Linked DNA regions of Mus musculus: region 2 is linked to region 1. The links are chromatin contacts, found by Hi-C or POLR2A ChIA-PET in ENCODE. All regions are on one chromosome and are shown on one strand. Each heading gives the region's core, a stretch centred on a gene start or an enhancer-like site at or near the end of the contact. The rest is flanking DNA. Distances are from core to core; before and after follow the strand shown.

Region 1 (4,707 bases), core at 1,449-3,948:
GCCAGTAAAGAGTCAGAAACACAAAAATTGCCAGGCAATGTGGTGCACACCTTTAATTCCAGCATTTGGGAGGCAGAAGCAGGTGAATTTCTGAGTTCGAGGCCAGCCTGGTCTACAGACTGAGTTCCAGGACAGCCAGGGTTACACAGAGAAACCCTGTCTCGAAAAACCAAAAAAAAAAAAAAAAAAAAAAAAGAATTAAGTTCCAGTGAGAGACACTGTTTTAAAAATTAAAAATTAAGGAAGCAGGTGCTGCACGCCTTTAATCCCAGAATTTGGAAGGTTTAGGCAGGAGAATCTTTGAGTTCAGGGACCAGCCTGGTCTACAGAACCAGGACAGCTGGAACTACAAAGTGAGACCCTGTCTTGAAGAAAACAAAAAACAAAACACAAAAAAAAAGATTAAAAACAAAGATAGAGAATGATTGAGATAGGCACCCTACATCAACCTTAGGCCTCCACAATCTCTCTCTCTCTCACACACACACACACACACACACACACACACACACACACACGAAAACAGGTGTTCAAACACAAACTTGTTCCCATGTTCCTGGCAGCACTAAATCCACTGATGTGGATAAAGAGGATTTAATAAGGCCTTCGAGGAGGTTCAGTGTGACTGCGACCACACTTGATGACCTGAGTTTAGTCCCCCCCAGGAGTTACACAGGCGAAGGAAACAAGTGACTCCAGTAAATTGTCCCCTGACCTCAGCAAACATTCATGTGAATAAAATGTGATAGAAAGTATTTGTTAAATATTTAATAGGTCCATACAGTGGGAAACAATTCAGCCACAGAAAGTAATAGAGTAGGGGCACATGCTACACAGCACGGATGAGCCTTAAATGAGTTAACTAGAACAGGCGCACACACAGGCTGTAAGCAGAAGCTAACGGACAGGGAGGAGGAAAGCGGGTGGGCTCTGGCTTTACCTTTAAGGTGGTGAAAAGCCGTGGAACTAGATAATGGTGATAGTTGCATAACGCTGTATACAGTTAAAAGGGGAGTCACCCACCCACCCACGCATGCACGCACGCAAGCACACACAGCAGCTGGCTTTCACATTCATCCCCTTTCTGCTCTCTCCCAGGAAAAACAAAGGGTAAATAAATAAACTGAGGCCGCCAACCTTCGGGAAATAAAAAGTACCTCTCCAAATCTCTGGCCCAACTCTCCAGTGAGGACATGGGACCACACACCTGTGACCCCAGCACTGGGGAGCTGGAAGCACAGCACCCAGATTGCAACTAAGAGCCTGCTGGAGCTACCAAAGACCTACCCCCAACAAAAACCTAACGACCAAAAAGGTAGGGCAGACGATCCTATCAGACCCTCTGGTGACTAGAGCATAGACTCATGCCCAGTCCCCACAGCCTGGGTAGAGTTCTCCACAGCCTGCACGCTATAAAAGTGCCGGCCTGAGCCGGGCAGTGGTGGCACACGCCTTCAATCCCAGCACTTGGGTTCAGAGGCAGGTGGATCTCTGGGTGTTCCAGGATCACCAGAGCTGTATAGAGAAACCCTGTCTCGAAAAAGCAAAGAGTTCAAGACTGGCCTGGCCGAGGAAACCAAAAGAGAGAAGAACCAGAAATTACTGCAACTCTGCTCAAGAACATACCCAGGGCTGGACCCACAGGGCTGTGCACACCTGTGATCTAATCCTAGGTACGTGGAAGCAAGAGGGTTAGGAACTCAAGATCATCTTCTACTATATAGTCAATTCTAGGCGGGCCTGGGCTATCTGAGGACCTGTTTCAAGATGCCAGCTTAGTTGCACACATCCCTTTTACCCCAGCACTTAGGAAGCAGACACAGTCTGGATCTTTGTGAGACCAGCCTGGTCTACACAGCCGAGACAGTCAGAAGTACGTAAATGAGACCCTGTCTCCTGACACAAACAAAGGACCGAAAAGGAACATGAGGTTGGGACGCAGAAAGAAAAAAGAAAAGACCTTAGGAGAGATCTAAAATGTATGAACAGTCAGGTTAAAATTCGACACCGGTGCAATGGACGGAATGGTAAAATCTAATTAGTATTTGGTCCAGGAGGCGCGAAGCGCACACCGCAGGACTACACTTCACTCTACACAGCGGGGAGCACCAAAGTTCGCCGGGCTGACTGCATCGGGTCCCCCCGGCTGCATCCAAAAAAGCTCCAGCGGGCCAGCTTTGGTACCGTCCTGCGTGCCGGGCTGGGGGCGAAGGCAACTAACACGGGATAACAAGCTGGTGGCAGGGTGTGCAGGCCAGGGACTCGCTACCGGGCCCGCGCCCATCGCCGCACCTACAACACCTGTGCCCCAGAAGGGAGCGCCCCGGGGATGGCGCCTGCGTGGGTGCGCCTCGACGGGTGGCAGGAGACCCCGGAACCCAACACGCAGGGGTCCGGGGCGAAGGGGAACCAGAGTGCCCGGGCACACGAGACAACTGGACTCAGGGCGCCGGGGCGCGCGCGGCCTGGCAACGCGAAGGGCGTCACGCGCGTCGTGGCCAGTTGGCGGTTCCCACTTGGGGCCATCCCTGCAACCTACATCCCGGCCCGCCCTGAGACAGTCCCTAGTACCCGAGAGGAGTCCGCAGCGCCCACCCGCCTACTCGTCCCCTACAGCCCGCTGGCCGCAGCTCACCTGCCTCGCGCCGCCGCCTCAGGCCTCGTCCGCACCGCCCAGGCCCGGGACCGAAGACTCCCCACATCTACAGCCAATCGCGCGCCGCGCCGGGATCGGAGGCGGGAGCGACGCGAACGTCCGTCAATCCCAAGCGCGCCTGCTGAAGCTCCAGGCCAATGGGGAGGCCGCTGACCCGCCACGGCCCTGCGGGGGGCGGGGAAAGGGCGGGACGTGTGGCGTCAGTGGGCGGAGCGGGCGCGCTGGGACTTGAGGGGCCGCACCTAGGGAGGCTGCTCCTCTCCGGTGGCGTTAGAATTAGGATTCTGTGCAGAGGCGCACGCGCGCGCTGAGTTCCAGGCAGGGCTTCAGTGGGCCCAGAAGATCCGACTCCTGCTGAAGGAGCAGTGGGCTCCCAAACACATCCTCTTCTCAGTTGTCCCCGCGTAGCGTTTGCAGGAAACCTCCGACGCCCTGCCCTGCCCTGCCCTGCGGGCTGGAAGCCAGAGCCTTTTCTCCTGGGGACTCCACCCACCAGGCCCTCTCTCACTTGCGCAGTTTTGCAAAACCTTGAATTGCATTTGTTTTGTTTATAGGCAGGGTTTTATTCTGTAACCTTGACTGCCCTAAAACTCTACTGTAGACCAGACTGGCGTTGAACTCGCAGAGATAAGCCAGCCTCTGCGAAGCAGGACTTACAGGCGTGTGCCACCACGCCCCTCTTGGTTTTTCCTTTTTTAACTGTCTCACTGTGGCCTAGAATTCACGACATAGCCCTGACTGACCTCCAGTTTGCCACAATCCTCCTGCTTTATCCTCCCAAGCACTGAGATTACTACCATATGCCACAGGCAGCTGGCTAGCTTTCACTCTTTTCTAAAAGTGTGTTTGTGTGTATGTCTGTTTAAGTGGATGATGAATGTGTGTGTGTGTGTGTGTGTGTGTGTGTGTGTGTGTGTGCCTACAAAGGTCTCAAATGCCCCAGAGCTGCCAAAAGGGGATGCTGGCAACCAAACTACAGTCCCCGAATGACCAGCAAGTGCTCTTAATGGCTGAGCCATCCTTCCAGACCTTGGCTTTTACATTTTAAAAAAATTAATTAATTTTTTTTTTTTTTTTTTTTAGAGAGGGTCTCCATGTAGTCCTGGCTGCCCTGGAACTTGCTATGTAGCTCTGCCTGCCTCCACTGGGACCAGTAGCACTTACCACCATGCCTGGCTGGTTTTACACTTTTTAGAAAGGGTCTGGAGCTGGGAAGATGGATTAGTTAGTAAAATGTTTGCACTGTAAGCGTAAAGACCTGAATTCAATCTCAGAATACGAATTTAAAAAAACCAAAAGCCTAGTGCTGTATGTTTGTCATCTCAGTGCTGGAAAGCAGAGACTGGAATCCCTGGAGCTTGCTGGCCACCAAACTAACTTAACTTGATGGGAACCAACCCAATGAGAGATCCTGTCTCAGAAAACAAGGTGGATGGTGGTTCCTAAGGAAAGACACTAGTGAAGGCACATGCATGTGCACACATCTACACACAGACAGGGTCTGTTGCCATTGATGGCTTGGGATGCCTCTCTTTCCAGCCCAGTGCTGGGATTACAGGCATGTGCCCACATAGCCTGCTGCTGCAGCTTGTGATAGTCACTCAGGATGCACACACTCACCTCCTTATATGGCAAGCGTTTGACAATATGTTGATTTTTTCCACTGGCAAGTTGAGAGACTTTTCTGTAATAAATGTTAGAGGCTTTCGAGCCACATGGATATTTGTGGCAAACATTGAAGTCCACTATTAGTCAAGTGGGTGGATTTGGCAGGGCAGCTGGCTGGCTCCGCAGGCCAGAGAGCCCATTGTTTGCTGAAGCCTGGGCCAGCTGCTGGACATTTGGATTTTGTCAGTTAGAACTGTTGTGATTAAAGCTTTCTGTGCATTCAGAGGTAGATGTCTTTGTGGATATTTAGCGGTTTTGTCTTTTTTAATTTGACTTGTTTTTTTTTTTTAATTTTATGTGTATAAGTGTTTGTTTGCATTGTGTATGTGTGTGCCTGGTGTCCACACAGGTCAGAAGAAGTATCGGATCCCCAGAGCTTGAGT
Region 2 (4,707 bases), core at 1,286-3,785, 120 kb before region 1:
TCCAGGGTTCAGTGAGAGACCCTGTCTCCCCAAATAAGGAACGAAGTGATAGAGGAAGTTACCCAACATCAACCTCTGGCCTCTACATACATGTGCACTGCACACACAATGCACATGTATACATGCTTACACCACACACACAATGAATCAAACAAGAAGCAGATGTTTCACCCCCCCCCCCTCGAGCTTTCTTCATGGCCCATATCAGTTCTTGCGTTGTGACCTTAGAAACAAACCCTGTCAGGGGACCATCAGCTTGTGATAATGAGAAAGGAAACTGTTGGGAGACAGGGCTCGCCTCTGCCTTCCTCAGAGCAAGGACAGCTGCCAGCACGGCTGGGTCGCACGATGGGACTTCTGGGTCCTTGCACAATTCCTTACTCAGGGTTTCACAGCACAAGCAGGCAGTGGAGAGGGGAGGCAGGGGGCTGTCACTGGTCCTTAGAGACCAGCTACTAGGCTGGAGTGGCCATCCTGACTTTCAACAGCTCTGGGCTCAGTTCCCAGCCTCTGAGCCTCTGGTGGCAGCTGCTTGAAGACCTACTGTGTGTAAGTTCCTGCACTCACTGGGTGCTGCAGGAGGCACTCAGCCGTCTGAGGCACTTCCTACCCAGTGTGGCCATATGCTCTGAGGAGGCAGACGCCTGGCCTCTGGTTAGATGCCCAACCCAGGCCTGGGAAGTGCTAGGGTATTGGGGCTGGGGTCTACAGCCGAGACCTGGACAGCAGAGGAGAGGACTGGAAGGGCAGAGAAGAGGAAAGCTCAGATGGGTGAATCATCTTTGCTGGCAGCAACACAGGCCTGAGACGGCAGGGTGCAGGCTCAGGCCTTGCTGCCTTTGAGCTGTCCTTGATAGGCCTCGGTCTGGCCCCAGGAAGGAGCTTCCTCACTGACAATTTGTTCTCTTTAGGGAGATGGGGTCTGTGTCTCTTTGTCTCTCGGGTTTGCTGTCACTCTAGTTCTGTCATGCATACGTGTGCCTCAGTTTCCCTGACTATAAAATGGGGGTTGAATAAGAAAGCATAGGTGGCACTCCATGCTTGTTATTTGAGCACTCAAGAGACGGTGGCAGGATTGCTGCAAGTCTGAGACTGACTGGATTACTAGAGACCTGGGACACAACTACTACCATTAGTCTATTTTTGTCTTGATTCTGTATTTTTGTTGCTTGTTTGTTTGTTTGTTTTTAAAGACTGGGTCTCGTATAGTCCAGGTTGTTCTCCTCATACTAGATGTGTAGCTGAGGATGGCCTTGAACAGCGGATCCTCCTGCCTCGACCTCCTGGGCACTGAGAGTAGAGGCATCCGTCAGTACTCCTAGGTTCTGTGGTGCCGAGGACACAATACGCAGCTCGGTGAATGCTGGGTAAGCTCTCTATCCATTGAACCACTTCCCCAGCCCCCAGCAGTCTGCATTTTGCTTCATTCTCCAAGCTCCTGCTGTGTGCCAGGTCTGGAGCCAGGCTCCAGTAGGCTTCAGGAGAAAAACATTAGATCCGTTAAACAACAAGCCTACAGCGCCACCGGCCTCAAGACCTCCAAAATGTGCATTGGGGCAGGTTGCATGTTCTGTCTCCTGATCCCAAAACAAGTTCTGCAATGGCATGACAGCCAGGTCAGGAGGGACAGATGCCCCTGGCAAGACAACAGCCTCAGCAGAGGGCCACCAGGTGGAGTCGGCCAGGATTGCAAACGTTCATGACATCAAAGTAGACACTCAGAAAGACAATGTGCAGTAAAGCAGCATGACATACGTGGTGGGACAAAACGGACCCTTCCTCCCCAGGAAGCAAGAGAGAGCATAACGAAGAGGCTAGGGTCCCAACAACCTAACTTCCTCCCAGTAGCCCTGACCACACTATAGCATCACCGTGGGGACTGTGCCCTTAACCCAGGGGCCTTTGCGGGGCAGGGAACACTGTGGGGCCAAATCATAGAGCAACCAACACCCTGGCTGTGACATATTAGCAGGAGTAGACTCTCAGGAGGCTTTGGAGATGGCTTTCATTTCTCAGTTGGGTGTGGCCATTGGCTTCTAAATGGCTACTATTGCGTTTATAATGGAGAAAATGGAATTTGAAAAGAAATGCTAGGGCCAGTTAAAGAAGCAGACACCCGGCTCTGGGAGGGAGCGGGCCAGAGATCAGGAAGGGTGTGGCCAGTTCTTGTCCTATCTCTTGGAGATGAGACTATAGACTTGGACACGTGTGAGGGTGGAGCCCTTCGATCCTTTTAGTACTGGAATTTGTCATTCATAGGTAGGGCTAGCCTGAGCTGCCCGCGACCTCAGCTTCAACCCAACAGGCACGCTTGCGTGTTGGGTGGCCCATCCTTCCGCAGCGCGGGTTCCCTGCGACCCCGCCCCAGGTGGACCCGTTGAGGCCGGGCTCTCCAAGAGGCCGCTCCCTGTCCGCGCCGCTGGGGGCCGCCCGCGGGCCGCGCCGTCCCGGGCGCGCCGTGCGTTACTCCCCGGTCCCCGCGCGCGCAGCTCCGCTCAGGGCGGCCCCGCGCGGCGACACGATCGGGGCCGGCGCGCGGGCTGAGCGGTGGCGATGGCGCAAGGCGGGCGGCGGGCGCGCGGCGCGGGGCCCTAGCGGGGCGGGCGTGCTCGGGACGGCGCGGTGGCCGCGCAGCCATGGCCGGGGAGCGGCGCCGGGCGCTGCTGGAGCTACTGACGCGGCCGGGGAACACGCGCTGCGCTGACTGCGGAGCCCCGGGTAGGTGCGGGACGGGCGGAGGCGCGGGGTGCGGCCGGGTGGACAGGACTGCGTGGGGGGCGCGGGGGATGGGGACGCGCCACGCGCTGGGTCCTGGCTGGGTTGGGGCGCGGCCCGGGTGCACCTGCCGGCGTCAGGGACTGGCAGTGGTGAGGCGCAGCATCCGGAGGGCACCTCGCGGGCTCCGTGCGACCTGTGCCGCCGACTCCCCTCCCCCGCCGGGCTGCGTGTCACGCTGTCACCCGCAGCCGCCTCCCCTCCCCAGCCTTGCGAAACCTTGGCGTCTCGGGGTATTAAAAAAAAAGAGGAAATCAGCAGGGGCGGTTGGCTTGCAAGGAAAGCGGCCAGTGAGCCCAGGGTGTCTGCCAGGGAGTATGGGGTCCACCTGGTTCCCAGCTACCTGGAGATGACGTCATGGCATCCCTGCCTGGGGCCACCGTCTTGTACAGACTCAAGGCTGGGGGAGGATGCAGAGCCTTGGGTGGCCCTGTGAGGACATTCTGGCCATGTGCCTTTGGCTCTCTCTACCTAGCTTCTCTGGGATCAGGACAGTCGGGGACAGGTGGGAGTCATAGACGCATATGTCAGACATCTTCCAGACTTTGTCCCTTGGTTGCTCCAGGTTTGGAAGGATTTGTAGGGGCCAGAACACAGGGGCTCAGGATTGGCTATGGAAAAAGGGCCGGGTTCTCTGACCAGCTGGCAGGCTCTGAGAGCTGGCCCTCCCAGGCCGATCCTATCTGGGTATGCAGGTGGGGACAGGGCATTTCAGGGATATCAGGGGGCCCTAGCATGAACCCCTCAGAACATACCAGGAATCAATTCCTTGGGGACTTAACTCTATCTCCCTGAGATGCAGGCGGAAAGCCTGCAGTCTGTAAATAGGACCTCCTTCCCATCTCTCCCCCACATCCCCGCCTCTGGGCTGAAGAGTGCCAGCCTGAGGCTGAGAATCTGCTAGCCAATAGTAAGTGCATGCCACCCCAGGGGCCCTGGTGTCCCTGGGAGGAGACATTGACCAAGCTTCAGTGGGAAGTAGGCAAGATGAAGTAGCCCTTTCCTGGTCTCTTGGGGCACCGCAGGGCCCTGACGGTGGTGCAGCGGGGTGGTGCCTCCCTGGTGCTATGTGGTACTGCTGCCAGCTGGCCTGGCTCAGTGGACTCTCCCCACCTCCCTCTCTCAGACCTGCCTTTCAACTTGTTTAGGAAAGCTGGCTATGCTGGAGTCCCCTGTAAGGAGGGCTGATGGGTTGCCCAGCTTCCAAGCCTGACTTGTGGGGGGGGGGCAGCAAACCCCACGAGAGAAGCTGGCCTAACCTCGTATTCCTTGGCCACCCAGCCAGAACAGCTTTTACTTTCCCTAGACCTCCTGGCCTGAGCAGGAGGAAGAAGGGGCTTCCAGAAGGCTCAATAGGAACCACCCTACACCATTCACCTATGTAATGTCCTAGCAGCCCTTTAGCCAGTCCCAGGCCACTGGCTGCCGCAGCTACTGCCCTCTTGGGGCCCAGCCCTTGCTGGCTGTAAGCCAAGCTGCCCATTTTCAGACTTGCCTTATAATAACAGCTTGTTTCTCCCCCTCCCCCACCTGCGAGGCAGATTAAGTATGAGGCTTGTTTCCATTTTATGAGCAGGGAAACTGAGGCCTCAACAGCTTGAACTCACTTGGGTGTCCACAGGCTGCCTGGGTTTCCTGATGCCCACTCGGGGCCCACACGCACTGTCTATACAAACCTCCCATTTTTGCCTAGCTCCTGGGCTCAGCCACAACGCCTGCCTCGTGACTCCGATGGCAGGTCCGCACAGGCCCCCGGTGCTTAGTAGGTAATTGGGTCTTCCTGTGTTCTGTGATGCTGTTCTGGAGTCTCCTGTCTTGTGGTGGCCTTGTTGAGGTGGGGAGACATGTGTGTTCCATGTGGTCCTCTGGATTGGCTCATGGGTGTTCTTGACCACTCCAGGGGGATCAAGGGTACCTTGGGGAATAATGACA

What was found. A loop is a pair of places that touch in the nucleus more often than their neighbours do. ChIA-PET counts read pairs that join two places held with the same protein, here RNA polymerase II (POLR2A).
Region 2: a map of left cerebral cortex shows a loop between it and region 1 (2.6-fold over the local background). The contact joins the promoter of Adap1 here to the promoter of Sun1 in region 1. A Hi-C loop is called at or near these places in 1 of 37 maps with a recorded cell type or tissue (left cerebral cortex). POLR2A ChIA-PET finds 5 or more read pairs at or near these places in 2 of 5 experiments (Patski and embryonic stem cell).

What each region holds. Positions count from the first base shown.
Region 1 is chr5:139,198,628-139,203,334 of GRCm38, reverse strand. Sun1 (Sad1 and UNC84 domain containing 1) reads right to left here and starts at 2,698. Exons shown (of 23, transcript NM_024451.2): 1 at 2,636-2,698.
Region 2 is chr5:139,323,292-139,327,998 of GRCm38, reverse strand. It overlaps Adap1 (ArfGAP with dual PH domains 1), which reads left to right and starts at 2,535. Exons shown (of 11, transcript NM_172723.4): 1 at 2,535-2,718. The coding sequence starts at 2,637.